Regions from separate parts of the Mus musculus genome. Here region 2 is linked to region 1. A link is a loop called in an ENCODE intact Hi-C map of the cell type or tissue named here. Cell type or tissue: left cerebral cortex. All regions are shown on one strand.

Region 1 (2,500 bases):
TAGAGAAAGTACCCAAGAAGCTGAAGGGGTCTGCAACCCTATAGGTGGAACAACAATATGAACTAACCAGTACCCCCAGAGCTTGTGTCTCTAGCTGCATAGGTAGCAGAAGATGGCCTAGTCGGCCATCACTGGGAAGAGAGGCCCCTTGGTCTAGCAAACTTTATATGCCTCAGTACAGGGGAACGCCAGGGCCAAAAAGTGGGAGTGAGTGGGTAGGGAATTCTCTTGAATTATGATGATGATGAGGAGGAGGAGGAGGAGGAGGAGGAGGAAGAGGAGGAGGACAACGACAACAACGTTGAGGACGATGTTGATGATGATGAACTCTTAAATAAAATATGCAGGAGTTGACCAAGCCACCTTATAGAAATATTTTTAAAGAACCAGTGAGCACATGAGCTTATGATTGACATGACTTCTTATCAGGGAAAACTCAAAACCATAATGAATAATCACATCACACTGATTGGCTAAAATAAGTTAAGAGAAACCATGCACAGGGAGAGACTGAAACTCCCATGGTGCTGCTAGGTACATATGAGTGCATAGAAGCCTTCAAACTCATTAGATAGTTCTTCAAACTGTAAAATGTAGAGTTGTTATATGACCCAGAAATTCCTTTAGCTATATGCTAGGTAACTCCAAGAGAGCATATGTCTATACACAAAGTAATACATAAATGCTCATAGTAAAATTAATACTAGATAAAAGATACAAATAATATAATACAGACCAATTTAACATCAACTTATTTTAGATATTATTATTAATATCCTGACTCAGGCAAAGAAACTAATGTCTGTCAAATACAGTGTTGAGATAGCAAAGAGAGAACCAGGATGTTAATGAGACTTGGGAAAAGAATGAAACCCATTAATCATGGGTAGAATTAAGACTCTTGCCGTTCCAGTTATTCTGAAGGTAGTGGACATACACACAGTAATCAATCTATGTAAGCATATTATGAACAGTAAGGCAGAAATCATGCTTACAGCCTATGTATGCATGGTCATTTTCCATTTCCAGATGTAAACATGAAAATTCCTAGGAAATTTGCAAGAAAATCTATTTATAGCCCAAGAGATGTCTTAGGAGCATTCTAACTCATGCTTTGTCATTCCTGATTATAATATCTATGCAAGGTATTCATGAAGTCACATTTATTTAGGAAAAAAAAAAAACAAGGAAAAGAGCTTTGGCATATGGGTCAGCTGTTCTAGCCCTCTTGGATAGAAGTTGCAAGCAGCAAAACTTTGGAAAATATTGACTCCAAATAATTATCCAGGTGTGAAAAGAATGAGAGCCCATGCCATCAAGCAGAAAGTGCACTGAAGATGATCACAATAACTTCCATAAAAGAGATGAACTACTCTTCCTTAAGGCAGAAGATATTGCAATGAGATCTGTGCTCTGTAAAGTGAGCACTGTTTTAAAGGGCAGGCCCATGTTGAAACAAACTACATAGAGAAAGTAAAATGGGGGGAATCAGGAGGTGGAATAAAGGACAGAGCTTCCCAGTCAAGAAGAGGAAATATTATAGCCTGTTTTTGGAAGATGAAGAGGAGGATGACAGATGTCTAAGGATGGAGCAGGGAAGAGGAAGGAGAGACTGTGTCAGAAGATACAAGAAAGGAGAGACTATGTCAAAAGATACAAGAACAAAGGGGAAGATAACAATGAGCCAGCTGCTTCAGTGACATGGAATCAAACTGAAAAGTGGCCCCAAGAGTATGAGTTAAGACAAAAGATGGTCAGATTAACTGTTGGTCAAATCAGAAGAAATAAGAGAAACATAAAGAAGCAGGAGGTTGAAATCCCCTTCTGCTCCTGGAGGACAGATGGGGACAGAAGAAACAGATGTTGCTGGTAAAGGAAGCCAAATATTTCCCCAAGCAAGATGAGCAAGACAGCCACAGGCTAAAGGTCCCGTAGCTGTGCTCACTCCCTCCTGGGTCAGAGGTTAGAGAACACGTGGTGTGAGCAGACTCTTATGGAAACATGGAACTGGGCAGAGAAGATGAGCACCCTGAAGAAACCCAAAATGCACCCCAGCAGGCTTCAGGGAGGAAGAGATTGGAGAAAAGCTCCCATCCATGACCCATAAGGAGAGCACGTGGAGTGGAAAGCTTTATCTAGACTGAGTGCACCACGGCGTTTGAAACAGAGTGAGCTCTCAGGCTCAGACAACCCCAAAATTGATATTGTCCAGGAGAACGAGATAAATGATACTGTAGACAGATGAAACTTTCCTGTGTCTGTGAAGTCCTCCTAATGTTCCTGTTTCCCAGCAAGAATACTTTCTACATGGAAATTTTGCTCATGTGTCTTAGCCTCATATAGTTTCATTCTTTGTAGTTTTAAAAGCTTGTCCTTAAATAGCTAAACAAATAAATACTGGATCTCTATTAAGTATAAAGGAGAATGAGAGTTTCTCAGTATCTGAGAGTCACCAAAGCCACATATGTTCCTACTGCTGAGACGCTGAAGCTGTGCTCTC
Region 2 (2,500 bases), 86 kb before region 1:
CTAAAAACACCATTCCTATACCTTTAATGTTTTTTTTAATTTGAAACTTTCTTTCCCAAGCTAGACTTGGATTTGGGATCCTCCTATACTATTCTCCTTAGTAGCTATAATTAAAGGCCTATGCCATCAGGTATTGTTGCATGTAATTTTAAAAACCTCTTTTACTTTGGCTAACTTTTGAAACTACCCATCACTTGTCTGCCATCTAGTCAGCCCCCATTCCTAGGTAAAGCTTTCTGAAGATCCTGGCTATGCTCAGAGAACAGAGGCCACCATGTTGTCAGCTGATGTTTCCTTGAGACTGTCCTTTCCTCTGGCTGTCTTTGCTAAGCTGCTCAGCAAACCATTCCTGAGAATGCCTGGAGCTACTGCTGGTGGTCCACTGGCCATCTACCCTCTTGGCTGGGACTGCCTTGTGGCTGATACGCTCTCTTGTCCACTTGAGTTGCCACTGATGGAAAACACCAGACAATCTTAAAATTTAAAATCAGCTAGATGACACAACTGCTGGGCACAGAATCTATTGTCCTAAGCTCATCGGGTATCCTATGTTGGAATTATTCTGGGGGTTGAGTCTGCCTCCAGGGTCTAACAGTCCCCTGGAATACATGGTATCCATCTTCTCCACTCTTCAGCCTGGGTGAAAAAGATTTCGCTCTATATCATGTCCTCCTCTTCTTTTCTAGGGTCTGGAAATCCTGCCTCTATATCTTCATCCAGAGATTTGCTTCTGCCATCTTTATTTAGTCAAAGAAATTATTATGGAACCTCTACCTTCATGTCACCTTTTATGTGCAAAAAAAAAAGCAACAATAAGAATAACGACAAAATTAAAAACAACAAACAAACAAACAAAAAAACCTCTCCTCTCTGATATAAATTGAAAAAAATCATGAGAGGTAAATTACATAGTATGAGGTACAAATGACATCCAGTCCATCAATTTGTCAGTTTAGATAAAGCACTGAACCATCTATCCTAACGTAGAAGGCTTACTTATCCTACACCTGAGTTATGTCCTGTGTTAGGCTTGTATACCATCTGAAAACTGTCCTCTCAAATCTACATCATCTCTCTCAACACTAAAGAGCTTGGGAGGCTATGAGACAATAACAACTCTTCAACCCCTCCAAAAATCCAAGAGCGACATAAATATTACCTGAAAAATATAGGAAGCACTGACATAATTTTCAAAAAGTAAACAAATTGAAGAGACAGGGTCTACCTCATAGTTCCCTATTCCTCTAAATGTTGGAGCAATTGTCTTCAACCTACTGGCCCAGAATATCAGACGGACCTTAAGTGAAACAGAAATTATCATGAAAAACTAGCTTATTCTGTCTATGCAGAACTAAGCTGTCAACTCTCCTGCATCGTTTGTTCTTTCAAAGACAGTACTTTTTGTCTGTAGTTGAATTTGGGCAACTTCTGCTCAGTGGCTGCTCTGCCATGAAAACAGCCTCCTAAAGATAATGATGTTCAACATCCTCTCCTTTAGCCTCCCTCAGCCTTGAAGCAGGCTGAGTCAGACTTCGCTGACTCTGAATATGAGATCATCTGGGGTGTAGCCTTCCTACTTAGATGGCTATATTGTTATGTCAACTATCACTGCTCTTCTCAGAGACTCTGCTACCTGCTGAGAGACCCTTGAGACATTCTGGAGACACATCCTATCCAGGCTGGCTCCAGGCACCAAGAATGGATTGGCGGGGGGGGGGGGGGGGGGGGGGGGGATATGCCCCTCCACCCCCTTTATAAGCACATTCTCTTAGTAAACTCGCGGGCCTTGATCAGAGAAAATTTGTCTTGGCCTCATGCTTCTCTCTAGTCTCTCTTTCAGCCCCAGCCTGCCTTCCAGAAATACCCGGTTCATGTAGGCCGTGAGCCAGCTTACTACAAAAACACTCTCCAAAATGTAAAGGGAGTACTGTCAGGAGCAGAAATGATTTTTAATAATGCAATAGCTATAAATGTCATAGTCTGTCTACTTCTGATACTTTGGAAGACTACAAGTCTATATAAAATATATCTAAACTGTTGCCCTTTAACTAAACTCAGCTATTTCTAATTGAAATATGTCAAAAACACCCATTTATAATTAAGGTAGAACCATGAGTTTGCTATCTGGCCCTTAGTTCATATTCCTGAAAGAGCTGCATGGGGACAAGGTATAGCATGAAATTATTTATGCGCCACTGGTAAATGAATTCTAAACAAAGTATTGAGAGTTCCACCCTAGTTGTTACTCAGGAAATCTCATTGCCCTTAAAGAAGTCTTACTGGAGGAGACTCTCCCCTTCCTCTTTAGCCCTTGCTCCATAAAACAGTGTGTGCACATTCCTACTGTCCCTTATCAGCAGTTCTTATGCATGTGACATGGGTAGGGTTATGACAGAGAACATACCTGAGATATCTGGACTGCGGTCTGCTCCTTTGCACCCAGGAGGACCATAGCTAGAGCAGAGGAGATGCTCACAGGAGAAAAACATACATTTTTGGA

The links. Peaks named below come from ENCODE experiments on the same cell type or tissue, not always from the same donor. Only the 100,000 strongest peaks of a DNase experiment are listed, where the experiment ranks them.
Region 2: a loop joins it to region 1, with 2.3 times the contacts of the local background. A loop is called at or near these places in 2 of 42 quality-filtered maps.

Annotation. Positions count from the first base shown.
Region 1 is chr13:32,943,747-32,946,246 of GRCm38, reverse strand. No RefSeq gene overlaps it. Among named protein-coding and RNA genes, the nearest start is that of Serpinb6b, 20 kb to the left of the region's middle. In left cerebral cortex, no CTCF peak of the experiment used is centred here; no DNase peak of the experiment used is centred here.
Region 2 is chr13:33,029,534-33,032,033 of GRCm38, reverse strand. It overlaps Serpinb9b (serine (or cysteine) peptidase inhibitor, clade B, member 9b), which reads right to left. Exons shown (of 7, transcript NM_011452.3): 2 at 2,405-2,500. It overlaps Gm36099 (predicted gene, 36099), which reads left to right. Exons shown (of 3, transcript NR_166906.1): 3 at 687-974. Among named protein-coding and RNA genes, the nearest start is that of Serpinb9b, 3.4 kb to the right of the region's middle. In left cerebral cortex, no CTCF peak of the experiment used is centred here; a DNase peak (open chromatin) is centred at 1,474.